Linked DNA regions of Homo sapiens: region 1 is linked to region 2. A link is an interaction called in ENCODE POLR2A ChIA-PET data of the cell type or tissue named here. Cell type or tissue: MCF 10A. All regions are shown on one strand. Each heading gives the region's core, and the rest is flanking DNA. Links, peaks and the distances in the headings are about the cores only.

Region 1 (16,450 bases), core at 5,345-13,344, 170 kb before region 2:
GTACAGTGATGATCAGGAGCCTATTTGACTTGGAATCATTAGAGAACCTAAATGGCTGTCCTTTCTGAAACCTGATGACAATACCTACGACCTTGGTTTCCTTGCCAATATATAAAATAAGCTAGTGTTGAGGCCCCTTGGCCATGAATGTTTCTGTAATCACCTAGGCACCTGTTCACTCTTCCTGCCCCCTCAGCCCCTGCAGGAAGGGTCTGTAGACTAAGAGGTGGAGAGCCGTGCCTCTCAGAGGATGAATCAGGAATGGCATCAAAGCCTAATCTTTCATCTCGGAAGGGGTAAAACTATGTTTTGCTGCCTGAGATGATTATGTTCTTCCAAGAAAGAGTTATAACTTAAAACAGAAAAAGTGGTGCTGTTTGGTTTGCATGTTCTATATTCCACCAGCTTTAGGTTCTTGAGTTATCAGTCTTAGTGGAACATTAGATATAAAGCAGCATTTATTGTTTTAAAATATCTTTATAATCAGAAAAACAAAATTACACATTAACTGTAGACTTTTTGGAAAATACAAATAACATAAACCTACAAGCCTGGGGCACTGTTGCTGATTATATAAACCACATTGGAATCATGGTATAGGTTTTTCGTAACTTGTTCACTAATGATTTGTTATTAGTAGTTGGTGTTTATTTTAGTGGGTAATCATAGTTCATTAACTGAACATATAATAACTGCCTCTTATTGGAAATGTATTAACTTCAAGCTTTTTTCTATTTCTTCATTTATGAGTTGTCTTTTCTTCCTTGTGTTTTTATTTGGTTGTACTCACTGCTTTGCTGGAGATCATTATGTATTAAGAATATTGACCTTTTGATACATACTGCAGATATTTTCCAAGTTTATTTTTCACATTTAGCTATTTAGAACGTGTAATAAGGTTCTGACTTACGTGGTTTAAACAGTTGTCCCATTATTATTAGTTCTTGATAGTACAAGTCCCGCCTAATCATTTTTTCATTTTATTTTTTCTTGGCTCTTGAGTATTGATTCATTACCAGTTGAATTTTTCCAGATTTCTCCAAAATTATACCAAATTTGAAAATCTGGGCAAGGCACGGTAGCTGGACAGCCTATAATCCCAGAACTTTGGGAAGCCGAGGCAGGAGAATTGCTTGAAGCCAGGAGTTTGAGACCAGCCTGAGCAACATAGTGAGACCTTGTCTCTAGAAAAAATTAAAAAGTTAGCCGGGTATGGCGGCATGCACCTGTAGTCCCAGCTGCACAGGGAGGCTGAGGCAGGAGGATCACTTGAGCCCAGGAGTTTGAGGCTGCAGTGAGCTATGATTGTGCCACTGCACTTCAGCCTGGGAGACAGAGCCAAGATCCTGTCTCTGAAAAAAATATATTTAAAACAAAAATCATTTTGGAGAGTATTGGCATTTTTATAATGCAAAATATAATTCTCTTTACTCAGATCACCTGAATAATTTATTGAAATTTCTTCCTTGCTTTGATAATTTAATAGTTTCTCTCTAAATTTTTGAACAGTCTGATTTCTGATGATGATTTCCATGTAATCACTTCAGGGCTTATATTTGTGTGACTCTTGGCTTCAAGTAGTTTTTAATCTAAAGTACCACATCTTAGTATCTGCACAGAAGATGCATTCATTTCTTAGAGTGGCAGAGACATTACCTCAAAAAGATAAAATACCATTCTCTGAGGGATCAAAATGATGTAAAGACATGTTAACTGTTAATAACGATGATGTTGTTAGGGCACTTAAAAAGGAAGTTTGAAATGGAAATACGTATTACAGAGAAAATGGCAGACATCAGTGGCTGTTTAAATATGGTTGTTGTTTACCGTAAAATCAAAGAACTTTTTCCTTTTTCTTTCTGTTTTTTGAGAAACGGAGTCTTGCTCTGTTGCCCAGGCTGAAATGCAGTGGCACAATCATAGCTTACTATGTCCTTTAACTCCTAGGCTCAAGCCATCCTCCCGCCTCAGCCTCCTGAGTAGCTAGGAAGGACTACAGGCGCGTGCCACACCTGGCTAATTTTTTTTTTAGAGACAGGGTCGCACTGTGTTGCCCAGGCTGGTCTCAAAATCCTGGCCTCGAGCAATCCTCCTGCTTCAGCCACCCAAAGTGGCTGAGCCATCATGCCCAGCCCTCCCTTATTTTCTTAATCGCATTTTATTAGAGCTGGCATGTGAATTTAATTTGCCATTTTTCAGTTTCCTTTAATTTACATATTAAAGAATTGTAACAGTTCTTTACCAATGAATCAAAACCATTCACTTGAATTAATTTTCTCCAGGCAGAGGCTCGTCTGCTTGAGGAACAACGAAGAGTTCAGGTTTACCTTCATGAAAGCACACAAGATGAATTAGCAAGGAAATGTGAACAAGTCCTCATTGAAAAACACTTGGAAATTTTCCACACAGAATTTCAGAATTTATTGGATGCTGACAAAAATGAAGGTGAGCCACAAGACTCATAAAATGTAGGTATTTATAATTATCTGTAGTTTTGATATTGCTTTTGATTCTAGACTCTCGAGTCAACGGCATTACTTGCCCATGTCAGTTTTAAAAAGATGCATGTGTTTGTACATCGTTATGTGCCAATTTCAGACTTCTGCAGAGCATTTTGGTTTGACTTAGGGGGAAGAGTGTATTTAGAATATGACTTGCTCCATACACTTTAGCATTAAATGATGCTACCCCAAGTTTTTTCTTGACTGTTCTTCCTTTGAAAATTCTCTGAGATGAGGAGACTGTCATCTTATATTTCCCTTAACCACTCCCATGTTTTACTGGGGCATGTTAGGAGCTCAATAAAAGATTGAAGTTTGGATTTTTCTTCTATGGTCCTCCTAAAGTAACCACATGCTGTATACACGTCTTAAATCAATTTGGGAGACCTTTTCTCAACTCATTTGTTTTTATAATTGAGATAGAAATCCATATTCTCCTTAAATGTATTCATTATTTTTAAACAAATATTTGAGTGCCTATTATGTGTCAGGCATAAATACTATTTCAATCTTGAGAATTTTAGGAAGCATTAGAGTTGTTTCTGATAATTTTTTTTTTTTGCTTAGTCTTAAGTTAGTGGTTTCTCACAGTAAGGGGGAAAATAAATTTACAATAGTAAATTTATAGTAAATAGTAACAATTTCATTGTTACTTTTAGCAAAATATACATATACCAAATAGAGAATATTTGGTTATAATTAAATGCTATTGATTATTAAAGTCTAAAAACATGGTTATCTTTTGCAGAGTATTTTTCATCTCAGTATAAATACATAATTAGTAGAATGGATATGCAAAATTTTTTTCAGTGCATAAAAGGGGTTTCTTCCTCTTTCAGATTTGGGACGCATGTATAATCTTGTATCTAGAATCCAGGATGGCCTAGGAGAATTGAAAAAACTGTTGGAGACACACATTCATAATCAGGGTCTTGCAGCCATTGAAAAGTGTGGAGAAGCTGCTTTAAATGTAAGTGAGATTTCATTGAAAATCAGTCAGGCTGATTATTTCCACATGCGAACTGCAAGCATATGTTATGCGTCTCTACTTCCAAATCTAAATGGTACCATTTTCATTAGAACTCTGAGAACCATGTTTTGTCTTTTTGAAGTAGATAGTTCACAGACATCTTTGTTTAGTAAATACCTCCGTAAGTTTTTCCCTCGCACTTTTTAGGCGTTAATAATGTTATTTTTTTTTTCCTTTTATGCCTTCTCACTGTTAAATTCCTTGCACTCACTAGAAGAAGCTGCTTCCCTAGAAACAAAAGGCTCCTGGAAGCTGTTACTTTGCCACTCACAGTCCACAGGTTGTGCCTTACAGGAACTTTGATCTGGATAGTAGCCTCTGGCTGAAGACCACAGGGCTGTACTCTGGAGAGGCCCTGCAGTTTATAGCATTTCTCTACACCCCTCCGCTTCCCCAGGGCTACATAGAATATTCCTGCTAGGTCATCTGTAATTCAGGTCATCTGTAATTCAGGTGATAATTTCACATTGGAAATAATTGCGTTTTTAAGACACAAATGAGTTGCCTTCAGTTTTGCTCCTGTTGTGAACTTCAGTTGTAACTGGGAGAACAATAGAGAAGAAAAGCTCTTTTTTTTTTTTTTTTTTTTTTTTGAGAAGGCGTCTTGCTCTCTTGCCCAGGCTGGAGTGCAGTTGTGCCATCTCGGCTCACTGCAACCTCCGCTTCCTGGGTTCAAGTGATTCTCCTGCCTCAGCCTCCCAAGTAGCTGGGATTACAGCCGCTCGCCACCATTCCCGGCTAATTTTTGTATTTTTAGTAGAGACAGGGTTTCGCTGTGTTGGCCAGGCTGGTCTCAAACTCCGGACCTCAGGTGATTCGCCCGCCTTGGCCTCCCAAAGTGCTGAGATTACAGGCGTGAGTCGTCACGTGCGGCCGAGAAGAAAAGTTTCTAAAACACATTGGTTCTTACATCTGAATGCAGAAAGCTTCTCTTGTTTTGACTTTATTGTGCTTAATGATTATTTTTGATAGCATTATCAAAAATAGTATTTTTTTAATCCTTATTTTTCTGTTATCTTTTGAAGGCTTCTTTTCCGTGTTTAATTTTGGGAGTTGCTGCTGACACTCAGCCGCCTCTATGAATTATTAAAGGGTTGAGTATAAAGCTTTCCTTTAGGTTTTTAAAACAATTTTATGCTCACAAGATGGGAGGGAACTGGCTCAGCCGTGGATTTTATGAAAAAGATCTCTAGGTTTTAGTAAAAACTTAAGTACAGAGTCCTCAGTGTCGGCACATACAGTGTCTTTACCGTGTGGTGATTACAGAGCCTGGCCAGGCTGCCTGCACTCGGATCTCAGCTCCACCATTGACAGCTATCTCACCCTTGGCGAGTTACTTCTGTCTCTGTCATTTTATTTTATTTTTATTTTTTTAAATAGAATGATAATGCCTATCCCATAGGATATTTGTGAATAAACAATACATGTAAAGTGCTTAAATCAGGGCACATAATTGCTCAGCAGTGATGACTGCTGCACGTTCTTATGAGTACACATAATTTTTTTAATTTAAAAACTCATTTCAAAATTACCCTTCAGTTTTTATGACTTTATTTCCAAGCTAAATGTTCCTTTAAAGGGCCTGATTCACACACACACACACACACACACACACACACACACACACACACACACACACAAAACGCTCACCCTCCTGTGATTCAGAAGGGGTCAATTCGGTGAAGACATTTTTTCAGTAATATAAGGTGCCTTCCCAGTTGTTGATTCAGAACTCAATTTACCTATATGGGCAGCAGAGCCAAGTAAATGACTTGACTTTCCTTGAAATGAGTTAAGTGGGAAGTCTGTTATTTCATCAGATAGATTAATGAAGCAGTTTTTGCTTTTTTCATTTAAATTGCTATATACTAGGTATGAGATTGGCCTTAGGGAACTCGTGTTCTATGTGAATATAGTTAGATTTAAAATAAACATGATAGCTGGGTGTAGTGGTGTGTACCTATAGTCCCAGCTACTCAGAAGCCTGAGGCAGGAGGGTCACTTGAGCCCAGGAGTTCGGGACCAGCTAGGGCAATGTAGTGAGACCCTGTCTCCTTTAAAAGGAAGAAAGAAAAAAAAAGCATTATAAATTACTTTTTCAGTTTTATAGGAAAGATGGGACGTTAATTCTAATGTTCATCTTTTCCAAACCAAAGTAAGGTGCTAAATTGGAGAAATAATCAACTATGATTCTCATGTTCCATTGTTTCTTTCTTGGATACAATCAGCTGCCTGATATTTTAGGCACTGAATAAATGCTGCCGATTGACTTTGTCAATGAGTCTTGAATCTGACATTTACCTAACTCGATCAGTTAAAGCAAAAGTATACCTTCTATGTAAATCATTTCTCTATTTGAGGAAGCTTCATCCGTCAGCAATGACAGCACAAATAAACTGCCTTTAACAGCAGTTACATTTTACGAGAAATCAAGCTTTTAAACAATGCTTGTGTTACTTAAATCTAAGCCACTGATTAACCTGAATTTAAGAACCAAAACAAGATTTTCTCCCGTGAAGAAGAGTTATAGCTCAGTAAACCCACGTTGCATCTGCCTTCACTCACAAAAGTCAAATATTAGTTTTTTTTAGTAAGTTACTGATTCTAGTTATTATTTACATAAGCACTGTTTCTACATTGAACTCATGAAACTCTGAGTTTTTTAATTGTTGTGCTTATGAAGTAAAATGTTCGGGAAAGCAAATACTTTTCCAATTTTCTGCAAAAGGAGTGTTTCCTAAAATGCAGTTTTATTCTTATTTGTAAACTTGCCGTTTGGCTCCTTCTGTTGGAATGCTGTCTGTCTGGTGCATGGGTTCCTCGTGCCCTTCCCTGCTCTGGGCTCACACTTGCCACCTCCATTCGCCATCTCTGGGAAAGCCCACAGAATTGAAGCTCAGGGGGAGCGTGGGTGCCCGGGCCATAGCCTGGCACACAGTAGGTGCTTGATTACTTATTGTAAGAAAGAAACACAGCTGCTAAAAAACAAATACTTTTAAATAGGTTTTAGTTTTTATCATTTATGTGGTAAATGTAAAAGACACATTGTAACCCAACCATAATTATTTTCAAAAACCCACTGATTATGAAAAATCAGGAGAAAAAAAGGTTAGTAAAAGTTAGAATCATTGTACATGATTTTAAGTGGGATTTAATTACCTTGAGAACACAATTTTTAAAGTTTAAAAATTTTTGCCTAATTAAGTTGAATCATAGTGTACGAGAATCATTTATAATTAGCATATTAAATGCCATAGAAGGCACTACCTAAGTGATTTTTTTTAAGTGCAAAAATGTGTAATATCAGTCCCGTGTCTTTCTCTGGACTAGAACACTATATATGTTACACTGAAGCTGTTCTTGATGAAATAAACTCCTTTGAGAGGCCAAAAAAAAGTTTTTTATCTGGCTAATCCTTTTATACCACTAATTTGGTTAGAAAACCAGCTTTACTGCTAATACCTGGCCTAGACTGAAATTCGTAGAGGTTTCCAGTTTATCATGTAAGTCAAATATTTTTTGTGTTCGAAGTTTTAGAACCTACTTATGAATTTTTCTTAAGGCATATCTTTTCCCTAGTTAAAACCAATTTAAACATTAAAGGCTATTTCTGGAAAACTGGCTGAAGGGGAATTTCCCTCATGGCATCTCCCTCTCGCCACCTAAAAGCTGGCAGCCCTCAGTGACGTGAAACTGAAGAGAGAGCCCTCCGAACCTCGGAGTGGGGAGGGGACTGTCCGTCAGGATTCCACTCTGTTTGGAAGCGTTCTCTCCAGCCTTCAGAGAGCCTCGTGATCAAGGGCATTTGTGCTCAACTGATATGTGAGGCGATCAATTAGCCTATTGCACTGGGGCACCAGGAGGACTTTGGGAACCTTGCACACAAATATTCAAGGATGAGATTTCAAACTGGTTTCGAGCTGAGCAAGGGATAGGAGAAATGGCTTGTTTAATAGGCAAGTAACCCCATGCATGATTGCTGGCCCAGGAACAGGTTGGGAATGTATCAAAAAATAGTCTATATTAAAATATAGAAGGTGATGGCCTCCATTCACTTAGTGAGGCTTGAAGGGGAGCATCTTCAAAGCAGAGACCATTCCTTCACGTGGTCATTTTAAAAAGAATTGAATGCCCACTGTGTGTGCCTGGCCCTGTGCTAGGCTCTTAATTTTTCTTATTTGACCAAAGCAACTGCAAACAGTCTCCTGCTTAGAATGGCTCACCTTAATGATTTTTTTGACTTTAAAATGGCATGAAAACAATAGGCATTTATGATACTTTCAATAAACTCATCGTACATTGAAAATACTGTCACACATTCAGGTCCGGGCGCAGTGGCTCACACCTGTAATCCCAGAACTTTGGGAGGCCAAGGCAGGCAGATCACCTGAGACCAAGAGTTCAAGACCAGCCTGGCCAACATGGCGAAACCCCGTCTCTACTAAAAATACAAAAATTAGCCGGGCGTGTTAGCAGGCACCTGTAATCCCAGCTACTCCAGAGGCTGAGGCAGGAGAATCACTTGAACCTGGAAGTCGGAGGTTGCAGTGAGCCAAGATTGCACTGCTGCACTCCAGCCTGGGTGACAGAGAGAGACTCCGTCTCAAAAAAAAAACAAAAAAAAAAACCCACACATTCAGTTTATGATGGGCTTATTGAAACATTATCCCAAATTGAGGAGTATTTTTAGCTGCATGATGTGGTCAGTGTTTCAAATCAAAGGGCAAACAAATTTTGCAGATCAAACTGAAATCGTTGTTTCATTTCTTTAGCAAGCATTTAGGGCATTCCTGTAGTAGACGTGATGTCAAGAACTCTGAATTAGAATGCCTTGCCTTTGTCCTTGTCACATCTCCGTGACCTCATCTGCCTAGTTTAGTGCCTACATTGCAGGTTCATTTGAAACTCACCTCTTCTCCATTCCTTAGCACAGAGGTGGCAGCTGTGTAGCATGAGTCACCCTGCCCTCATGCCTTGTTCATCATAAGCATTAGTAATCTAATAGGGTATAATTTCCTGCAGGGTCTGGACGTAGCCTCAGAATCCTCCTCAAAGCAGTAAGCAGCCTGCCTGTCTCGGTAGCAAGCTGTCTCCTCCTCTGTCTTCTGGGATGAGTCAGTGGAGCATGGGAATTCCTCCTCCCTTGGCTCTTACTGTTTTCTATGCATTTTCTCTCCAGTCCCAAGGCTACCATCTTAATCTGGGCTTCGTTTATCACTGCACCTCCCAAATGGCCCCACATCTCTCCCATTCCCATTCATCCCTCATGATAATTAGCAGTTTCGTCTTTCAGAAATACCACTTAATACATTTATAATTTTACTCTGTGTTCTTTTCATCCTTTGTTTTAAACAAAGCAGAATAAAGCCCTTCCTTGTGATAATATAAATCATAATATTACACTAAATCAAAATCCTCTAATTAGCCCACATTTTCATGAACCCTGTCTTCCAGTGAAACTATTATAATATCATTCCCCTACCCCAAAACTCTGGCTAATGTCTCTACTTATAACACAGTCATCCTTACCTTCTGCTTGTCTTAGTCCTGCTTTTAAGGCCAGCTCAAATCCTCCCTTCTAGAAAGAGCTGACCTTAACTCTTCTATCCTAAGCCCTATTTGTAAAACTCTCATTACAAGTGTACATGTGGTTATAACTTCCTGTGCTTCCTGTCACTGCACCATGGGTGGTACAGCCCTTGAGAGCGAAGCTCACGCCTCATTATAGTTTTATGCTCTGTGGTTTCGGGCCTAGCCTCTTACCCAGCGAGGATCTGTGGATGATAATGGTGAAGGCCGTCTGCTGCAGGGCTGCCGTCTCGGCTGCACGACTCTTGACCCCGCTGCGTGTGTCTTCTCAGCTGGAACTCACCATTGTGTAAATTTGCCTCACTCTGCTTTCCTAGTTCTTCTGTCTTCTCTTCTTAGAGACAGTCCTTCTTTTTTCTACCTGTGAAATACCTATTTATCTCTCAAAACCCAGCTCAAAAGTTTTCTCAGTCACCTTGGAATGGTAGCATCTCCCCCTTGAAATAATGGCACATTGGACTGTTTATGTGACACTGCTTTATGCTTTAGATGTCCGTGTGAACGTCCCTCTATTGTAGCAGAGATGGCTCTATCCAGTTTTGTGTCCTCAGAGCTTATTATGACACCTTATCAGTATACTTACATCTTAGTTACACTTCCCATTGCTCCGAAAAGGACTTGGGGCTGCTCACACAATACGTGAAATAAAATAAGATAAATTAAATAAATCGGAGAATAGCAAAATAAGGATATGAGACACAAAATAGAGCTTAATATAATTCTCAAAGTGTGTGCAATGCAGTCCGTTACTCTTGTTAGAGGTAGGTCATGATTTGCCTCGAAATCGTTGTAGTCAGTACAGAGAGCTTGCCATTAAAGACAGCCAGCGCCGTGGGGTACGATCGGCTAGTAACTCAGAAGAATGATTTTTCTTGATGGTCAGAGCTGAGGATACTTTCTCCAGTGGCTCATCCTAAAAAGCATGGTAGTGCCGTGGACAGCATCATCAGCAGTACACTCACAAGGAAATAGGATGTCAAGTCCTTGGGTAGTTTGATAGTTTTCCATGACACCAGCTTATAGCACAATGCCAAAATAAAGTTCAGGAGAAGGGTCAAATAATGCAGACTTGTAAGTTCCTGTTAATTCTTGACTATACAATTGATTCCATTTTGAATGTTTAACACACAGTTGCTCAGCAGTCTGGATGTTACTGTATTCCCCCACAAAGACAGCTCTGTAAATGAACATAAATCAGGCTATAAGAGAATATCTCCTTACACTTGGTCTTCAGGGCAGAAGTAGCAACAAAAAAGCACAAGTCCTCTTTGAAACCATATCTTGATTTAGTGTCCTCAGCCTAACAGGTATTGCAGTGTGGCCCAACAGAGATGGGTCTGTGAGATACTTCAACACCCGGCAGGGCTGCTGGGTCTAACATTGGAGTGTTGGGCTGCAGACACTGACTGGGGAGAAATGTTGTGAACTTTATTTGCAGTTCTGAGAGAAATGCTGTGTTGAAACAGGAGAGGTTTTCAGAAGCTGCTCTCAGTAGCTGGCTCCAGGATTGGGGTGATGGTATAATACTTACAAAAGGCAGCACATCAGATAGAGAATTTGATAGGCAGAAATTAGGTAGCTCCGGCAAGTTATTTTTCAATGGAAGACTAAGGGGTAGATCCGAGTACATTAGCAGAAAAAGTTCTGTGATTTAGATTGGGAAGTTGAGTTAGAAATAATTATAAAAGCCCAGTCATGTGTGAACTTAGACCAGTGAACAGACGAATGTACTACCAGCTACTTCTGGTAGATTTGAGTTTGGGTTTAGTTTAGACATCCAAGATCCCCTTTCTCTTCTGTAGTGAAGTGCGTGATTAAATAACTGAGTCTTGATGCAAACATTCTCTGGATGGTAAGAAAAGAACACTGTCCAGTCATTGATAAAATTAGCTACAGAACCTTACATTTGGAGTGTAACCCAGCTTGGTTTGTTCAAAGGAGATAGGATACACATGGATAAAGTCAGCTTACACACACAGGAAGAGGGTCAGATGAGAAACTCATAGACTCTTAGAGCCATAGCTATTCCTTAAAGCTGGCTAATGGGTTTATGGGGGTTGATTTTACTATTCTTTTCTCATTTTGAACATATTGAAAATTTTCTATATTAAAACATTTTTTTAAGAAACAAATGTGCAGGTTTTGATTGAGTGGATGTTGGAAAGGAGAAAGAGTGTCTTTAGGACAAAAGGAAGCACGGTTTTGTACAGTAAGTCAGACATTTAATTACACAAAAAGCTGATATATGCTGATAATATACATTGATTCATATAGCACGTAGCTAAATTTGTGAATTACAGGTACATAACTTCAGAGAAACAAGGATGGTTTGGATTTATTTTGTCTGTTTCCCTCCCCTGAGAAATTCGTATGACCTTGCCTTAAAACTTTTAAAGAATACATTTTTAAATCTATATTCCTGCTAAAGAAAACAGTGAATCATTAAAATACCACCAGAAAAAAAAAAAAAAAGGTTTGATTTTTAGTTCAGGTCGGTAATGGCCTGTAAGTACCTTGAAGATGGTATCTTCCTATCACTTATGCCTTGGGACAGTACCCAAGAGTGGCTGAACTTTTTACCTAATTAAAAAATGAGTCATTTATTTGAAAAATTCCACTTCCATTTATTTTATCTGATTTCTTAAATATCCGGTCAACTGCTAATTTGTCAGATGTCATAATTCGTCAGTCCTACCCTTTTCTACAGGCTGAATTTTTAATTTGAAACAACTACACCTCTACCGAGTGTTACTTTCAGACGTAAATTACTGCAGGAAGACCCCCCTCTGCCTTGGTTAACATTTAAATGAGATGCCTCCTGTCCAGGACGCCATGAGACGAAGAGAATAATCATTTTCCCTAAACGAAAATGTACACATTTGTCATTTTGGAGTCTAACATAACCAGGCTTTTTTTTTTTTTTTTTTTTTTTTTTTGAGATGGAGTCTCACTCTTTCACCCAGGCTGGAGTGCAGTGGCATGATCTCGGCTCACTGCAACCTCCACCTCCCAGGTTCAAGCGATTCTCCTGCCTCAGCCTCCTGAGTAGCTAGGATTATAGGCATGTGCCACCACACCTGGCTAATTTTTGTATTTTTAGTAGAGATGGGGTTTCACTATGTTGGCTAGGCAGGTCTCAAACTCCTGACCTCAGGTGATCCACCCTCCTCAGCCTCCCAAAGTGCTGGGATTACAGGTGTGATCCACCACGTCCGGCCGAGGCTGTCATTTTTATATCCAACATACACCCTTCTTTCTCTTAATTATAGGGAAGACTTTAATCATTTCACAAGCAAATCCACTATGGATGCACGTCCCTACCCAAATTTGACTTTATACCCACATCAACTAAATTGTAGTTTAAATAAGTACTGAAGTAACCCTTGATTGGCTCAAGGCCAATTAGAGACCCTGCCCATGAACTTCTCTTTCCTGTCCATCCTCACTGAGTCAGGCAGCCCTATACTCATCTTCCTATACACTACTTCTATTTCAGAACTAACTTAATTATTCCTTTCTGAAACATTCTACCTGGGGAATCTTTTCATTCTCTTCAGAGAAGTCAGTCTTCCCTGGCAAGTCTTAGTTCTGCTTTCAAAGTTTAACATTTTCGTCTGTAAACACTCAGCCCCTAAATCTAGTCCACCTACAGCCTCCACATTTACAGAGTACATTCTGAAAGGCTGAAAACAAGGACTTCAGCCTCACCTTGAACTAAAGGAAATGTAGGTGTCAGCCAGGACTAGGGGAACAACCAGGGGGCGTAACCAAGGCCGGAATCAAAATGAAACCCACACAGTTATGGTGCTGGGATCAGGAATGTGTAGATAGTAGATCAGAATCCAAAGGTGACAATGAGATCAAAGATTTAAAAATTGTGGTCTGAGGTGCAGAGCCATGATTCCAAGATAGATATTGATGATTGAAGCAAAAAGTAGCAGCAGGTAGGCCGGTTAAAATAATGAGAAAAGGTTGGACGTGGTGGCTCACACCTGTAATCCCAGCACTTTGGGAGGTTGAGGCAGGTGGATTTGAAAAGAAAGTATATTCTGCTGTTGTTGGATGAAGTAGTCCATAGATGTCAACCAGTGGTTTATTATTAGTCATGTGAGTCCTGGGGAACCCAGAGGAACTCCCTCTTCAAACAAATGTTTTACCTGAGTCTGCACGTGTTGGAGAGTTCTCCAAATTAACTCTCATGTAGTCATATGATGCGTAGTAAAGGGAAGACTTAAAATGTGCTCATTCCAATCCTACGTGCCCCTGAAATCCAGGGGCAACTGCAGCAACATTTTTGAATTTAGACCAATAGAGGCTTTGGGGGAGGAGCATTTTCTTGCTGGCATTGTTTAACATTGCCAGGACATCACCATGAAAATAATGAAGGTCAGGCACGGTGGGTGATGCCTGTAATCCCAGCATTTTGGGAGGCTGAGTCGGGTGGATCACCTGAGGTCAGGAGTTTGAGACCAGTCTGGCCAACATGGTGAAATCCCGTCTCTACTAAAGATAAAATTAGCTGGGTGTCATGGCATGCACCTGTAATCTCAGCTACTTGGGAGGCTGAGGCAGAAGAGTCACTTGAACCAGGGAGGCAGAGGTTGCAGTGAGCCGAGATCATGCCACTGCACTCCTGCACTCCTGCCAGGGTGACAGAAGAAGACCCTGTCTCAAAAAAAAAAAAAAAAAAAAAAAAAAAGAAGAAGAAGAAGAATGAGGAAAGAGAGCACTTACTGAATTGTTAGTGTTTTTGTCTCAGTATTTTAAACTTTAAACCATGCTCCATCTGAAGAACTGTTGGTTTCTGCTTATTGAAAGAGGTGAGATGATACAGTAGAAAAGGCCTATTAAGAAAATGCAAGATTATTTCTAAATGATTTTTGAGATCTAACATTTATGTCCCCCTTTTTTTGCCTATTAATATCAAAATTAATGTTTTCCCCTGAGCACGCACAGACTGGTAGTGGTGGGAACCTCAGAACCATGCTGGGTGGTGGGGATACCATTGAGCACCTTCCCAGATAATGGTCCAAGTGCATGGTCTGCACACATACTCTCTATGGTTTTATTTCTGAAGCCTTTGCTTCTCTGTGTTTTGCATGGAGATAATGTTACTTGAAGACCAAGTGCTGATGCTAATGGGAAGAATGACACTGCCCCCAAACAACTGCACGATATGTTTTTGTTACTTAGTGGGGCCTCATTTCTCTCCCCTTTTTAAGGAAAAATTATCTAGAGGTAAGACTGTGGACAGTGTCAAGCCAGGTCCTGGTGTCCTGAGGTTGATCTGTTCTTGTTGACTGCCTGTCCTCAGGGAACTCTCCTAAAGCTCTTGTAATTGATCTGCTCTCTTTAGCCCCTGGCTGGATGAAAGATGTGGAGGCTGAATGTACCCTCAGAGGTAGTGTAGGCAAGAGCAGCTTTCCACGGACTGTCAGATCTGTCCCCTCAGCCTGGAGAGCACCAGTTTATGTAGATGAAATGGTGAAGGATGCTCCCCTCGAGCCTGTAGCACCCCATTATTCCTCTTTAGCAATATTCTTGAATGGTGCTGGGTTACTAGGAAGTGTTCGAGTGTTAAAGTATCACTTAGCACCACAACTGATCCCCAGAAATTGTGTGTAAATATATACCAGCTCTCCATGAGATGATGCCCTCACACCTCTTGTATGCCATATTCGGTTTACCTTTTTAAGAAAGAGTAAGATAAAAAGTTATGTGAGACTCTTAACGTGATTTTCTCTTCGTGAAATTGGCCTTTAGAATTATCCTTTTAGTGGAAATGTATGGAATAAAAGGTCGCAATTCAGTTGTGATTATCATTATGTTCCTGGTTTAGCCATTTAGGAGATTATTTGATGAATGCCACTTCACTAGGTACTTAGAAGTACGGCAGTGGTAGCAGGCAGACACGGTCCCAGTGGGCAACACTGAGATGTACCCAGCAAGGAATTGGCAGGTGTGATTAGTGTTGGGATGGGGTTTGGGAAGTCTTAACAGGGCAGCCTCGGCCTATCTTGGAAATTCAGAGAAAGCATCCCTGAAAAAAGTGTTTGAGATGGAGAAAAGAGTTAGAGCTAGCTAGGCAAAGGGGGATCCCAGACACAACAAAGCCCCTCAGTGGGCGTACACACAGCCCATTCTAAGAACGAAGAAGGCAGCATGGGCTGGCCAGACCAGGGAAAACCTTGAAAGCTGTATTGATGATATTGGCTTAATCCTGAGGGTGCAAGAGGAAACCAACGGAGAGTGATACAGTCATGGAATCGACGGGATATATGTGCTTGCTGCCATGTAGAAAGTGGGTGAAAAGGAAGAAGAGTTGTTACAAGTTGTGATGATTAATATTGAGTGTCAACTTGATTGGATTGAAGGATGCAAAGTATTGATCCTGGGTGTGTCTGTGAGGGTGTTGGCAAAGGAGATTAGCATTTGAGTCAGTGGGCTGGGAAAGGCAGACCCACCCTCAATCTGGTGGGCACAATCTAATCAGCTGCCAGCGAATATAAGGCAGGCAGAAAAACGTGAAAAGGCGAGACTGGCCTGGCCTCCCAGCCTACATCTTTCTCCTATGCTGGATGCTTCCTGCCCTCGAACGTCAGACTCCAGGTTCTTCAGTTTTGGGACTTAGACTGGCTCTCCTTGCTCCTCGAGCTTGCAGATAGCCTATTGTGGGACCTTGTGATTGTGTAAGTTAATACTTAATAAACTCCCGTATATATATATATCTCCTGTTAGTTCTGTCCTTCTAGGGAACCTTGACTAACACACAAGTATACCAGTTAGGTTAGTTAGGTTTGTTGTCGTGGTTCAGATAGTGATAGTGGCCCACTGGAGACTGGGCTGGTCGTGCGGGGAATGGAGAGAAGAATGATGCAGAGACACTGGCTTTGTAATGGACAGGTTTTGTGTTTCGATATTTGTTAAAACTGAATGATGAGTACATGGGGTAAGTTTTACTACTCTTTCTAATTGTGAATATATTTGAATTTTTTCCACAATAAAACGTTGAAAAGAAATGGACGGGTTGTATGGATTGAGTGGATTCACAGGATTCATGAGTCGGAAAGCAGGAACTGAGTCCTGGGTGCCTGGCTCGAGCCGCTGGGTGAGTGGTGGCACTTGCCGAGAAGAGCTCCAGAGAACACAGGACTGGGGAGCAGATCAGGCCATTCGTGACATAGGCTTTGGAAATCCCATGATAGCCCAGGGCAGGCCACACGGGCTCACCTGGGGGAAGTTTGGTGTGGATGTGAATGTGTCCGTCCTAGGTATAACAACAACTGAAATCATATAGGAGTTGAATGAGCCCTTAGGGACAAGCCCTGGG
Region 2 (16,450 bases), core at 4,448-12,447:
AGAAAAATGGTCATTCCCAAAAACCTCACTAAGGTGAGGCACTAGTCAAGAACCCTCTATTCATGCTCATAGTCTTTCTGAGAAGTCCTTGGCAAGATGTTACGATAACCTGAAGAGTATGCTGAGACCTGGTGATTTCACTTCCAAAAATACTAAGGAAATAACCCAGTTGAGAGTCATGAACTCAGATGTACATGTTGGCATTATGTAAAACAGTGAAAACTGGAAGTCACTGGCGTGTTCACCAGTGGGGGTATGACTGAGTAAAAGGCAGGCAGGCCACAGCAAGGAAAACGATGCCCATGAAGAGATTTTAAACGTACGGGGAAGTGCTTTAACTTAGATAGGGTCTCACACAGGCTGGCCTTGACCTCCTAAACTCAAGCAACCCTCCCACCACAGCCTCTCAGAGTGCTGGGATTACAGGTGTGAGCCACCATTATAGGCATGAGCCACCACGCGTGCCCACTTTAACTTTATGTATTTATTTTTTTTGAGATGGAGTCTTGCTCTGACACCCAGGTTGGAGTGCAATGGCACAATCTCGGCTTACTGTAACCTCTGCCTCCTGGGTTCAAGCAATTCTCCTGCCTCAGCCTCCCAAATAGCTGGGACTACAGGTGCCCGCCACCACGCCCAGCTAATTTTTGTATTTTTAATAGAGACAGGGTTTCACCATGTTGGCCAGGCTGGTCTGGAACTCCTGACCTCAAGTGATCCACTCAGCTCGGCCTCCCAAAGTGCTGGATTACAGGCGTGAGCCACTGTGCCTGGCCTTTAACGTTTGTTTTTGTTTTTGTTTTTTGTTTTTGAGATGGAGTTTCGCTCTTGTTGCCCAGGCTGGAGTGCAATGGCATGATCTCATCTCACTGCAACCTCCACCTCCTGGGTTCAAGCGATTCTCCTGCCTCAGCCTCCCGAGTAGCTGGGATTACAGGCGTGCTGATTTTTGTATTTTTAGTAGAGATGGGGTTTCACCATGTTGACCAGGCTGGTCTCAAACTCCTGACCTCAGGTGATCCACCCGCCTCAGCCTCCCAAAGTGCTGGGATTACAGGCGTGAGCCACCACACCCAGCTAACTTATATATATTTCAAGCAAATGTAACAAAGTAAGAAAATTTTATTAAGTGTGACTGCAACTAAAGAAAAATGCAAAGACAATGAACTGGAAGAAAATAACTACTCTGAGTAATGAGCGTATCAAGTAATTTTTATTTTCCTCTTGCTATTTTTCTGCATGTTCAAATTTTATCGATAATCATATATTGCTCTTCTAATCAGAAACAGCAATTGCACCTTTTTCAGAATGCCTGTGTACCCTGGCATGTGGGCCCTGGGATGCCCAGCAACAGAAGGGCAGACAATAAACACTGAGCCAACACTGAGCCTGAGGCCCTCCAGGCCTACAAGGGCCAACCTTCGGCACCACTTGGCTCTTATTACCTACTTGAATTTTCCACATCGGATTTAAATTGCAGCCACCATGCATTGGTGTGAAAGATGGCGCCAGAGGCAGAACAGCCACAGCAGGGCCGAAACAGGCTGCCTTCTTCCCAGCGCCACTATGTGTACACACCTGAGTTGTCTCATTCCTACATGTGACCCACCTGGCCAATACAATACAGTTATTCCTCTGTATCTTCAAGGGATTGGTTCCAGGACCCTCTCAGACACCAAAACCCATGGATGTTCAAGTCCTTTATATAAATTGGTGTAATATTTGCATATAACCTATGCACATCTTCCTGTATACATTAAATCATCTCTAGATTACTTATAATACCTAATACAATGTAAATATTGTAAACATTTGGAAAATATTTTTTCCAAATATTTTTGATGGGCATTTGGTTGAATCCACGGATGGACAACCCACGAATGGCCCAGAACAGCGGCTCATGCCTGTAATCTCAGCACTTTGGGAGGCTGAGGCAGGAGGATCCCTTGAGCCCAGGAATTTGAGACCAGCCTGGGCAACACAGGGAAACTCATGTCTCTTTAAAAAAAAAAAAAATTAGGCTGGGCACAGTGGCTCACACCTGTAATCCCAGCACTTTGGGAGGCCGAGGCGGGCGGATCACGAGGTCAGGAGATCAAGACCATCCTGGCTAACACGGTGAAACCCCGTCTCTACTAAAAATACAAAAACTTAGCCAGGCGCGGTGGCGTGCACCTGTAGTCCCAACTACTTGGGAGGCTGAGGCAGGAGAATGGCATGAACCTGGGAGGCGGAGCTTGCAGTGAGCCGAGATGGTGCCACTGCACTCCAGCCTGGGCAACAGAGCAAGACTCCGTCTCTAAATAAATAAATAAATAAGCAAGCTGGGCATGGTGGCATGTGCCTGTAGTCCCAGCTTCTCAGGAGGCTGAGGTGGGAGGATTGCTGCAGCCCAGGAGGTCAAGGCTGCAGTAAGCCATGATCACACCACTGCACTCCAGCCTGGGGGGACAGAGCAAGACTCTGTCTCAAAATAATAATAAAAAAGAATCCATGAATGCAGAACCCACGAATACGGAAACAGAGGGCTGACTGTAGGTCTTTCTCTACCTGTGTGAACAAAGCTGGTTATATTCAACTAAATAGCCAAAAGAAAAAGAAGGTATTACTTATAGCATAAATGCTTTGGATAACAGGAGTTGAAAAGAGGACACAAATGTAGTGTTGGTCAGTTTTAAAACTAAAACTCAGGCCAGGCGCTGCAGCTCACGACTGTAATCCCAGCACTTTGGAAGGACGAGGTGGGCGAATCACGAAGTCAGGAGTTCGAGACCAGCCTGGCCAACATGGTGAAACATCATCTCTACTAAAAATACGAAAAAATTAGCTGGCCGTAGTGGCGGGCACCTGTAATCCCAGCTACTCGAGAGTCTGAGGCAGGACAATCACTTGAACCTGGGAGGCAGAAGTTGCAGTGAGCCAAGATCCCGCCAGTGCACTGCAGCCTGGGCAACACAGCCAGACTCCTTCTCAAACAAACAAACAAACAAACAAAACAACTAAAACTCAGAAAAATAAAATTCAATGGTCATTACTTAATAAGTTCAAATGTGCTGGGCACGGTGGCTCATGCCTGTGATCCCAGCACTTTCAGAGGCTGAGCTGGGTGGATCACCTGAGGTCAGGGGTTCGAGACCAGCCTGGCCAACATGGTGAAACCCCGTTTCTACTAAAAATACAAAAATTAGCCAGGTGAGCCCAGTGGCTCATGCCTGTAATCCCAGCACTTTGGGAGGCCAAGGCAGGTGGATCACGAGGTCAGGAGATCAAGACCATCCTGGTTAACAGAGTGAAACCCCGTTTCTACTAAAAATACAAAAATTAGTCAGGTGGGCACAGTGGCTCACGCCTGTAATCCCAGCACTTTGGGAGGCTGAGACAGGTGGATCACGAGGTCAGAAGATCAAGACCATCCTGGCTAACAGGGTGAAACCTTGTCTCTACTAAAAATACAAAATATTAGCCGGGCATTGTGGCGGGTGCCTGTAGTCCCAGCTACTCAGGAGGCTGAGGCAAAAGAATGGTGTGAACCCGGGAGTCGGAACTTGCAGTGAGCCAAGATTGTGCCACTGTACTCCAACCTGGGCGACAGAGCAAGACACTGTCTCAGGAAAAAAAAAAAAATTAGCCAGCCATGTTGGCACATGCCTGCAATCCCAGCTACTTGGGAGGCTGAGGTAGGAGAATTGCTTGAACCTGGGAGGCAGAGGTTGCAGTGGGCTGAGATTACGCCACTGCACTCCAAGCTAGGCGACAGAGCGAGACTCCATCTCAAAAAGTTAATTAATTAATTAATTAATTAAAATAAATAAATTCAAATGAACCTTAGTGAGCATAGGTACTATATCCCAGGCATTAGATTAGGTACCTTTGACCCCTACAATAATATCTCTGAGGTAGAGAAAGATGCATGGGCCAAGCACTAGCGTGCAAGCACATCAGCGTTTAGCCTTTTAAGCTGAGAGGGAAACTGCTCTGCTCTTTACAGCTGTGGTCCTAGAGGAAGATATTTCTTTTGCTTTTTTATTTTTTATTTTTGAGACAGCGTTCTTGCTCTGTCACCCAGGCTGGCATGCAGTGGTGCAATCATGACTGACACAGCCTCGACCTCCCGGCTCAGGCATCCTCCCACCTCAGCCTCCCAAGTAGCTGAAGCCATAGGCACACACAGACATGCACCAACACGTTCAGCTAATATTGTTTATTATTTTTTTAGAGATGGGGGTATCTCCCTATGTTGCCCAGGCTGGTCTCCAACTCCTAGCCGCAAGTGATTCTCCCACCTTGGTCTCCCAAAGTGCTGGAATGATAGGTGTGAGCCACCATGCCCATAATAGGCATAAACTGGGAAGATATTTACGTTATCTGATTTAACTACCTGATAGAGCTGTTTTGAGGATGAAATGATATAATACTAGTGAAGATCCATGGAGGTACATCCCAATAAAACAGTAAAGAGGCAGGGCACGGTAGCCCATGCCTGTAATCCCGGCACTTTTGGGAGGCGGAGGCGGACAGATCCCTTGAACTCAGGAGTTCGAGACCAGCCTGGGCCACAAAACTCCCCTCCCCTCACATAACCCCTTAACCTTTTTAATCAGTACTTGTTCTTTTTTTTTTTTTTTTTTTCTTTGAGACAAAGTCTCGCTCTGTCGCCCAGGCTGGAGTTCAGTGGCGCCATCTCGGCTCACTGCAAGCTCCCCCTCCCGGGTTCACACCATTCTCCTGCCTCAGCCTCCCAAGTAGCTGGGACTACAGGCGTCCGCCACCACGCCTGGCTAATTTTTTTGTATTTTTAGTAGAGATGGGGTTTCACCGTGTTAGCCAGGATGGTCTCGATCTCCTGACCTCGTGATCCGCCCGCCTCGGCCTCCCAAAGTGCTGGGATTACAGGCTTGAGGCACCGCGCCCGGCCTTTAATCAGTACTTGTTTTAATATTTCATGTAGTTTCCTTTAGGCCTGTAGGGAAGGGAAAATGCTTTTCCTCTACACTCTCATGTTCAATAACTAGGGGCTTGCAAATTAAGCTGCAAAAGACAGGTACCTTTGACAAAAGGAAAAAAGCAGTTTATGTGTGTAATACACATACACACAGGAGTGCTCAGTGATGAGCAACTCAAAGGGGTGGTTCGCATTTGGGGCTTATATACCTAACTTAGTTGAGGAAAAAGAGGGGAGAGAAAGGCTATTATGGGGGAAAAAATGGGTTTCCTGAGGAAAGACAAATAGGAGTTTTCAGGAGAAGAAACAGGAGATAAGAAAGTTTGTGAGACTGTCTAGACAGGTATGGGTGGTCTCCTTCAGGGCCATAAAACTTCCCTGATGAATGCATTTATGAGTAGACCTAACCCAAAAGGGGAATTTATAGCAGCCTCCTTTCTCAGAAGTCACTGCTTTTAGTCAGATAAGGGAAGCTCTGAGAAAGTTTCTTTCTATATGTTCATTCTCAATTACCTTCAGCTCAAAATAATCCTGATGACAAAGTGTCACATTTTGGCATGGCATATTCTGATCTCCCTTAGGTTAAATAACTATTACAAAGGGAGATTAAAAGCTGATGCATTCTATCAATTCTAAAGAAAAAGATACCAGTAATATAATATAATGAAATAATGTAAAAAGTATAATTTATACAATCTAGAATGATGACTATTATGTAATTGCCACCTTAATCATAAGACAAAAATCCCAAAAGTATAAGTGTCACTAAAGCAATTATCCACCTTTAAAAGACAGCATTTGACAACATTCCTAATATCTTTCTTAATCTACTGCTTTTCCTAGATTAAATGTATTTTTTAAATCACTGTCAGCTCTCTTAATCTTTAGAAATTTTTAAGCTTTTAGTACCATCGTTTTCTCTAGGACAATTTTTAAACATTTTAATATCTTAAATTTGAGGTTTTCTTCATTTTCCTGAAATTATCAAATCAACCCCGAAATCCCCAATATCCAAACTTTTTCTCACTAATCACTATAGGTTATGAGGAAATCACCTTGGGCCTTTTTCTGAACAATTTCCTAGGTTTGTCTTTACAGGAAGAAAGAAGAGTAAGTTCTAGGAAAACCCTAAGAAATATTTTGAATAAAATGCTTTATTTTGCCTAAGTGCAGAAAATCTATACAAGTTTCCCCAAAAGGAAGTTTTTAATAAACCAAAAAAGGCAAAAATATCCTTAGAAATAATTCAGATGAGGCTGATATTCCAAAGGGCTTAATTATGGAATCTATTTCATATTTTAGTTTCAGAGCGTAATTCATATGACATATAAAACACAAGGTTCGGCCTACGTCCTCAGACGAAATCTTCTCCCTGAAGGAATATAAATTCATATTTTTGCTAGCATTTTTAAGGTGCAAAATACTTAAGTGTGGGTAATCTCCTCTGTCCTTAGCCCTTTCGTTATAAACATTTAAAACTTCTAAAGGTCACCAATGGCTTGCACTTTCCCAATCAATTACTGAAAAGAAATGTGCCAGGCTCACGGTGGATTGAGAAAATATGAGTAATTCATGGGCGATTTAAACTGCCGAAGAACTCCCAGAATAGGATTTTTAGCACACACGGGTGTTACTGGGTGGTATCTACAAGTATTGGGGGAAAAGAGGGTAGACTTATGGGGGTCACGTGTTGGACTCCTGTTGACTCACTCTCAATCTCTGATCAGTAGAGACCTGGGTGTAGACGATCGGGATTTCTGGGCAAAGGGGCTCCTGATGATGAAACAAAGCCGACAGGTGGTACCTGCAAATCCCCGGAGAGGGACAGGCCGGCCGGCGCCCTCTCCCTCCCCAGAGCCCAGCATCTGAGCCCTCGGCGTCCGCAAAGTCCAGACGCTGCCACTCAGCCCTGAAACTGACACGAAACGGACAAGACAAGCTGCCGCGCTTCAGCCACAGGCACGCGAGTGACGGGATTTCCTGGATCATTGACCCGCGGCCCAGCCCTGGTCCGGCAGGTCGCGGGCTCTCAGCTCCGGCGAAGCTGTCCACCCAGACTAAAGCGCAATTGCCCGGAGCCCGCGTGGCTGCGAACCACGCGCCGGGTTTACTTTCATATTTAGCTAGGCGCTACCCACAATGCATTTGTAAAAGTGAAATGCAGAAAAACCTTGGTTGATTAACATAATTCTTACAAACTCTCTTAAGAGAGAGCATTTGGTTTTGTTTTCATTGTGTTTAATCAAAAAGTTTTACACATTTTATTTTTACGATCATGGCATAGGCTCTGAAAAGTCTCCTTACCTAGAAAAGACCCTAAGTAGGCACTATAAATAACAAGAGACTCACAGGATAACACAGTTGGTCCGAGTGTTGTGGGTTATTGTTAAGTTGATTTAACATTGTCTCCCCCCACAACCGCGCTTGACTAGCTTGCTGTTTTGCACTAATAACAGTAGTAGACAACGTTTACATAAATCAATAAAAACGCATATAAAAGTAACCTTTAGTTGACGGTTTGAACGAAAGAGTAGCTTTTAGTTGATTTGAAAAACTTTCAAGGAAGCCTATTGGTTATAAGCTTCTTTTAGTAAGATTAACTTCCCAGCAGCGTTGAAGTATTAACCTTCAAAATGCCTGAGAAGAAAATTTACACGAAAGGAATAATTTTGTTTTAATTACCTTTGAATGTATTAAATATTGTATTCGGTTTTTAATAAACCTTATAATCAAGGTTACTTTTCTATATATGTGAAAATATATATATATATATACACGCATACATACACATATACACACACATACATATATGTATGTATACTTTCCCCCCCACCACCCCGAGACAGAGTCTTGCTTTGTCGCCAGGCTGGAGTGCAATGGCGCGGTTTCGGCTCACTGAAACCTCCACCTCCTGGTGGCTCACGCCTGTAATCCCAGTACTTTGGGAGGGCGAGGTGGGAGTGGGAGGGGATCGCTTGAGTTCAGGAGTTTGAGACCAGCTTGGGCAGCATGGCGAAACCCCTGTCTCAAAAATGAAAAATAAAAAAGTTATAAACAGTTTGTTGCTATAAATTCAATAATTGTGTAGGTGTGAGTGAGCAGATAATGTACATTTTTTGCATAAGTTTGTTCGTTTGTTTCACATATAAAATATATAGGTTTTACAATCTGAAAGCTATAAGAAAAAAAAATTTAAGAATATATAGGTTCACAGATTCGGATCAATATCCAATTTATAACCAGCTAAGAATGGAGGTGTTCATCGGTTTCACCTCCCTGGCAAGGCTTCCTCGCTGGCATTCATCCAGCCTTTCCGTCTGCAGTTGTCAGCCAGCAGTTGCTTAGAGTTGACACTCAGATTCAATCAAAAAAGTCCAACACACTGGCTTTCTTCATTAGCAAATAAACTTGGCTGCACTATTGAAAAATATGCACCCTCTATTGTAAATTTGCTCCAAAAAAATGCCCTTGAAAAAATTGGCAAAAGGGCCCTATCATTACTAAATCTCGACAGAAGAAAAGGGCATCATTTGTTAATAAGGGCCTGAGGAGCATTCACAAGCTGCTGAGAGCTTGCTGAAAACGGGCACTTTGTGTCTGTCAGCCTTCTTAAACTATTAATACCTGAGTCCTGAATGTAAAAGCCTTGACATACAAAGCCCCCAAATTCTAGAATGGCTGGTAGTCTACAAAGTTAGAATACCAGAATCTCTTTTTTTTTTTTTTTTTTTTGAGACGGAGTCTCGCTCTGTCGCCCAGGCCGGACTGCGGACTGCAGTGGCGCAATCTCGGCTCACTGCAAGCTCCGCTTCCCGGGTTCACGCCATTCTCCTGCCTCAGCCTCCCGAGTAGCTGGGACTACAGGCGCCCACCACCGCACCCGGCTAATTTTTTGTATTTTTAGTAGAGACGGGGTTTCACCTTGTTAGCCAGGATGGTCTCGATCTCCTGACCTCATGATCCACCCGCCTCGGCCTCCCAAAGTGCTGGGATTACAGGCGTGAGCCACCGCGCCCGGCCCAGAATCTTGTTCAATGTGCTAAATGTGATAGGCACTTCAATATCCACTTCAGGTGACAAATAATTAGAAATGAGGTCCACCGTGAAGGAAATGGACCAGAACTTAGCTTTTGTATATATAATTTCAACCTATGACTCAAACCCAAGAGTGACAATGAGTAAGATCAGGTTTTAGAGTGAAATAATTTTTTATGAAAAAATATATATCACTGAGTGCGGTGGCTCATACCTGTAATCCCAGCACTTTGGGATGCTGAGGTGGGCGGATCACTTGAGGTCAGAAGTTTGAGACCAGCCTGGCCAACGTGGTAAAACCCTGGTATCTACTAAAAATACAAAAATTCGGCCGGGTGCGGTGGCTCAAGCCTGTAATCCCAGCACTTTGGAAGGCCAAGGTGGGCGGATCATGAGGTCAGGAGTTCTAGACCAGCCCGGCCAACATAGCGAAACCCCGTCTCTACTAAAAATACAAAAATTACCCGGGAGTGGTGACAGTCACCTGCAATCCCAGCTACTTGGGAGGCTGAGGCAGGAGAATTGCTTGAACCTGGGAGGCGCAGGTTGCAGTGAGCCAAGATTGTGCCACTGCACTCCAACCTGGGCGACAGAATAAGACTCCATCTCAAAAATATATAATATATCATATATTATGTATATATTATGTATATAATATATCATATATTATGTATATATTATGTATATAATATAACATATATTATGTATATATTATGTATATAATATAACATATATTATGTATATATTATGTATATAATATAACATATATTATGTATATATTATGTATATAATATAACATATATTATGTATATATTATGTATATAATATAACATATATTATGTATATATTATGTATATAATATAACATATATTATGTATATATTATGTATATAATATAACATATATTATGTATATATTATGTATATAATATAACATATATTATGTATATATTATGTATATAATATAACATATATTATGTATATATTATGTAAATATAACATATATTATGTATATATTATGTATATAATATAACATATATTATGTATATATTATGTATATAACATATATTATGTATATATTATGTATATAATATAACATATATTATGTATATATTATGTATATAATATAACATATATTATGTATATATTATGTATATAACATATATTATGTATATATTATGTATATAATATAACATATATTATGTATATATTATGTATATAATATAACATATATTATGTATATATTATGTATATAATATAACATATATTATGTATATATTATGTATATAATATAACATATATTATGTATATATTATGTATATAATATAACATATATTATGTATATATTATGTATATAATATAACATATATTATGTATATATTATGTATATAATATAACATATATTATGTATATATTATGTATATAATATAACATATATTATGTATATATTATGTATATAATATAACATATATTATGTATATATTATGTATATAATATAACATATATTATGTATATATTATGTATATAATATAACATATATTATGTATATAACATAACATATACTATGTATATAACATATGTATATAACATATATTATGTATATAGTATAATATAGATATTATGTATAATGTATATAATAGATATTATGTATAATGTATATGATAGATATGTATAATGTATATGATAGATATTATGTATAATGTATATGATAGATATTATGTATAATGTATACGATAGATATTATGTATAATGTATATGATAGATATGTATAATGTATGATAGATTATATAATGTATATGATAGATTATATATAATGTATATGATAGATATTATATATAATGTATATGATAGATATTATATATAATGTATATGATAGATATTATATAGTGTATATGATATGATATATTACATATAGTGTATATGATATGATATATATTATATATTGTGTATATGATATGATATATATTATATAGTATATATGATATGGTATATTATATATTGTGTATATGATATGATATATATTATATATTGTGTATATAATATAAGGAAAAAAGTAGCATCCTTACAGAACATGAAAAACGTAAAAACAACCATAGAGAGAGAGAGAGAGAGAAAGATATCTTGTTGAAATGAATGCTATCATCCCTTGCATTTCAGGGAACTCTGCAAGGATCCTGCCTCCTGGCACTAATTTTTTTGTGCCCTTGTGTAATTCCCTCTTCCTGAGTGTAATCTGAACTTACTGACTCATTTCTAAGGAATAGAATAAGACAAAAGTAAAGTGCCTCTCTCCTTTGCCGGGGAAAGCCAGCTGTCACGTACTGAACAGCCCTACAGAGGCAAAGAGCTATATATGCAGCCAACAGCCAGGGAGGCCCTGAGCACTGTGAGAGGGCTTGCGGCCAATCTCTCCCCAACTGAGCCTTGAGATGACCACAACCGTGGACCACACCTTCATTTCAAGCCTGTGGGAGACCCTGAGCCTGAGCACCCAGCTAACTGTGGCCAGATTCCTGACCCACAGCTAGTGTGAGGAAATCAATGTTAGTTGTTAAGTGTTGGGTTTGTTTGTTATGCAGCCATCAATAACTAATACATGCACTTTACCAAGAAGTGCTGCCATTGCTGAAGCATATTTGGAACCCTTCTGTTTTGAAAGTCTCCTTCAAAGTTGAAGTGTGACCCATGCAAGAAAATGGGTCGTGTTATTTTACATCACTTCATTTTTGCCAAGACAGTGCTTCCCATTGCGTTATCATATTCAACGTCCTTGACTTTGATGGACTCTGGACCGTTTTAAAAAGCAAATCTATCTTCAAAAGAGGAAAATTTGCTGCCCCAGAGATACCAAAAAGAATATTCCACGGCTTCTGAAGACAAACTCATTTGGTTTTATTTATTATTTTATTTTATTTACCTTTGAGTTGCAATCTCACTCTGTCACCCAGCCTGGAGTGCAGTGGCATGCACTCATGGCTCACTGCAGCCTCGAACCCCTGGGCTCAAATGATCCTCCCACCTCAGCCTTCCAAGTCACTGGGACTACAGGCACGTGCCACCATGCCTGGATAATTTTTAAAAAATATTTTCGAGGCCAGGCACGGTGGCTCAAGCCTGTAAACCCCAGCACTTTGGAAAGAGGCCGAGGAGGGCACATCACGAGGTCAGGAGTTTGAGACCAGCCTGGCCAATATGGTGAAACCTCATCTCTATTAAAAATACAAAAATTAGCAGGGCGTGGTGGTGCGCATCTGTAGTCCCAGCTACTCGAGAGGCTGAGGCAGAAGAATCACTTGAACCTGGGAGGCGGAGGTTGCCATGAGCCGAGATCGTGCCACTGCACTCCAGCCTGGGCAACAGAGCGAGACCTTGTCTCAAAAAACAAACAAAAATTTTTCGTATCCATCTCTGAAGTATCTGGGGAAAAAAAGAAAATAAAAATATTTTTGTGGCTGGGCACAGTGGCTTACGCCTGTAATCCCAACATGTTGGGAGGCCAAGGTGGGCGGATCATGAGGTCAGGAGTTCGAGACCAGCCTGGACAATATGTGAAACCCCTCCTCTACTAAAAATACAAAAATTAGCTTGACGTGGTGGCGCGCACTTGTAATCCCAGCTACTCAGGAGACTGAGGCAGGAGAATTGCTCGAACCGAGGAGGTGGAGGTGGCAGTGAGTTGAGATCACACCATTGCACTCCACCCTGGGTGACAGAGTGAGACTCCGTCTCAAAAAAATATGTATATATATTGGGATCTCAAAATTCTGGCCTCAATTGATCCTCCTGCCTTGGGCTCCAAGTTTTTATTTTGCTTTGTTTTGAGACAGGGTCTCATTTTGTCACCCAGGCTGGAGTGCAGTGATGCGATCTCGGCTCACTGCAGCCTCGAACTTCTGGGTTCAAGTGATCCTCCCACCTCAACCTTCAGAGTAGTTGGGACTACAGCGCAGGCCGCCTGGTTAGCTTTGTATCCCAAGATTTTGAATACATTTTGATCAATGGCTGTATCCTTGGAGTAATTTTTCCAAGCGATTATTTTGAAATGGATAATAGAGTATTTACTTTGGATATTGAATGCACCAATTCCTCAATGAATGAGTTGTGCTGTGTTTATTTATTTAGTATCTAACAAAAATATAACACTTCCTACTGATGATAACTCTATGTGGTAGGTGCCATTATGCCTGTTTTACAGCTGAGGAAACTGAGGTAGAGGAGTGGCCCACGGGCACACAGCAAGTACGTGGCACAGTAGGAATCTAATCCAGGCAGTCTGGCTTCTGGGACTTTGCACTTTACTACAAAACTAACTTGCTTCTGTGTTTGTTCACTTTGTTTTCTAGTTATATATCTCATACAATAATAAGTTCTAGACAAAAACAGTTCCTTAATATTCATTGTAATAAAATTTCACCTCTATTCAGATAATATTTCAAATAGATGGGTTAGGAAAGTGTGTGAAACATGAAATTGATATTGTTTGTTCATACATTCTCCTGTAAGAGAAGGTAAAATTAATCAGAGCAACCATCTTTGGCCAGATCTAGGAAAGGCACAAGCTCGAAGGAGCAAATTAAGAATTTGCTGTTCATGTAAAGCCTGACTTTTTTTTTTTTTTTTTTTTTTTTTTTTTTAGTTAGTAATATATCAGACTTCGACTAGAACTTTCCACTCCTTCAGCTAACCCCTGCTGCTGCTATGCCCAAGGGCAATTCGATCAGAGCCCATGCCAGATTTGAAGGCTGGCCCTTATGGAAGCCACTGCCTTTGTTACCCTGCCAGAGACCTCAAGAGAACTACTGAGTTACTTTAGAGGGTTCCTTGACTGCTAAACCTCGTTTGACTTTCTTCTGCTGCTTGTAAGGGTGTCCAGCTGAGTCTATCCCTTCTGGCTCTAACCAATAGACAGATCCTTGCTGTTCCACAGTTTCATGGGACTGGACCCCCTCCCTTGGGTCTGCTCTCTGTTCTGGAAACCACGAAAGAGTCTTGTTTATTCCTTTTTTGTGTGTTGCCATTTAGCATATCCTTTGCTGTTTCCTAATAATTTGCAAATGTGTCTTATATCCCCAAATAGATAATAACTTCTTTAGTAGTGGGTATGCAATTGTATTCGTTTCATTAGCCTCAATGCCTTCTACATAGGAGTTGCTTGTTTTAAAAACAAGAACCCAGGCTGGGGTGGTGGCTCACCCCTGTAATCCTAGCACTTTGGGAGGCGGAGGTGAGAGGATCACTTGAGGTCAGGAGTTCAAGACCAGCCTGGCCAACATGATGAAACCCTGTCTTTACTAAAAATACAAAAATTAGCTGGGTATGGTGGCAGGCAACTGTAGTCCCAGCTACTAGGGAGGCTAAGGCAGGAGAATTGCTTGCACCCAGGAGACGGAGGTTACAGTGAACCGAGATTGCACCACTGCACTCCAGCCTGGGTGACAGAGCTAGCTAGACTCCATCTCAAACAACAACAACAACAACAACAAAACATAAAAATTAAGCTGGGTGTGGTAGCTCACGCCTGTAATGCCAGCACTTTGGGAGGCCAAGGTGGGTGGACCACTTGAGGTCAGGAGTTCAAGACCAGCCTGACCAACATGGTGAAACCCCGTCTCTACTAAAAATACAAAAAATTAGCCGGGTGTGGTGGTGCACATCTGTAATCCCAGCTACTCGGGAGGCTGAGGCAGGAGCATCGCTTGAAATCAGGAGGCGGAGGTTGCAGTGAGCCGAGATCATGCTGAGAGGTGACAGCATGCTGGCAGTCCTCAGAGCCCTCGCTCGCTCTCGGCACCTCCCTTGCCTGGGCTCCCACTTTGGTGGCATTTGATGAGCCCTTCAGCCCCCCACTGCACTGTGGGAGCCCCTTTCTGGGCTGGCCAAGGCCAGAGCCCACTCCCTCAGCTTGCAGGGAGGTGTGGAGGGAGAGGCACGAGCGGGAACCGGGGCTGCGTGCGGCGCTTGCGGGCCAGCTGGAGTTCCGGGTGGGCGTGGGCTTGGTGGGCCCCGCACTCGGAGCAGCCAGCCAGCCCTGCTGGCCCCAGGCAATGGGGGACTTAGCACCCGGGCCAGTGACTGCGGAGGGTGTACTGAGTCCCCCAGCAGTGCCGGCCCACCGGCGCTGTGCTCGATTTCTCGCTGGGCCTTAGCTGCCTTCCCGCAGGGCAGGGCTCGGGACCTGCAGCCCGCCATGCCTGAGCCTCCCACCCACTCCATGGGCTCCTGTGCGGCCCCAGCCTCCCCAACGAGCACCACCCCCTGCTCCACGGCACCCAGTCCCATCGACCACCCAAGGGCTGAGGAATGCGAGCGCACGGCGCAGGACTGGCGGGCAGCTCCACCTGCAGCCCCGGTGCGGGATCCACTAGGTGAAGCCAGCTGGGCTCCTGAGTCTGGTGGGGACGTGGAGAGTCTTTATATCTAGCTCAGGGATTGTAAATACACCAATCAGCACCCTGTGTTTAGCTCAAGGTTTGTGAGTGCACCAATCGACACTCTGTATCTAGCTGCTCTGGTGAGGACATGGAGAACCTTTATGTCTAGCTCAGGGATTGTAAATACACCAATCGGCACTCTGTATCTAGCTCAAGGTTTGGAAACACACCAATCAGCACCCTGTGTTTAGCTCAAGGTTTGTAAATGCACCAATCGACACTCTGTATCTAGCTGCTCTGGTGGGGCCTTGGAGAACCTGTGTGTGGAAACTCTGTATCTAACTAATCTGATGGGGACGTGGAAAACCTTTGTATCTAGCTCAGGGATTGTAAATGCACCAATCAGCACCCTGACAAAACAGGCCACTCGGCTCTACCAATCAGCAGGATGTGGGTGGGGCCAGATAAGAGAATAAAAGCAGGCTGCCCAGCCAGCAGTGGCAACCTGCTCGGGTCCCCTTCCACGCTGTGGAAGCTTTGTTCTTTCACTCTTTGCAATAAATCTTGCTACTGCTCGCCCTTTGGGTCCACGCTGCTTTTATGAGCTGTAACACTCACCGCGAAGATCTGCAACTTCACTCCTGAGTCCAGCGAGACCACAAGCCAACCGGGAGAAATGAACAACTCCAGACACGCTGCCTTAAAAGCAGTAACATTCACCGTGAAGGTCTGCAGCTTCACTCCTGAGCCAGTGAGACCACGAACCCACCAGAAGGAAGAAACTCCAAACACATCTGAACATCAGAAGGGACTAACTCCAGAGGCGCCACCTTAAGAGCTGTAACACTCACCGCGAGGGTCCGCAGCTTCATTCTTGATGTCAGTGAGACCAAGAACCCACCAATTCCGGACACAATGCCAGTGCCCTCCACTCGGCAACAGAGCAAGAGTCTGTCTCAAGTCAAAACAAAACCATAAAAAATTAAAATAAAATAAAAAAATAAAAACAAGGACCCATGTTATCAACTATATGCAAGATCTAGGTTGACTTCAGGAATCATGTGAACACCAGAAGAGGCTCGATCTCTTTATCTCTGAGTTGCT

What was found. ChIA-PET counts read pairs that join two places held together with the same protein. Peaks named below come from ENCODE experiments on the same cell type or tissue, not always from the same donor. Only the 100,000 strongest peaks of a DNase experiment are listed, where the experiment ranks them.
Region 1: POLR2A ChIA-PET joins it to region 2 with 10 read pairs; 3 of 35 experiments call an interaction of 5 or more read pairs at or near these places.

The regions. Positions count from the first base shown.
Region 1 is chr7:148,764,279-148,780,728 of GRCh38, forward strand. CUL1 (cullin 1) reads left to right here. Exons shown (of 22, transcript NM_003592.3): 8 at 2,283-2,445; 9 at 3,341-3,471. Among named protein-coding and RNA genes, the nearest start is that of CUL1, 74 kb to the left of the region's middle. RefSeq lists enhancers at 7,874-9,073, 9,394-9,443. In MCF 10A, for the core only: no CTCF peak of the experiment used is centred there; a DNase peak (open chromatin) is centred at 8,563.
Region 2 is chr7:148,934,187-148,950,636 of GRCh38, forward strand. It overlaps RNY5. Among named protein-coding and RNA genes, the nearest start is that of GHET1, 45 kb to the right of the region's middle. In MCF 10A, for the core only: a CTCF peak has its summit at 7,843 (motif pointing left); DNase peaks (open chromatin) are centred at 7,075, 7,345, 7,835, 11,235 and 1 weaker place.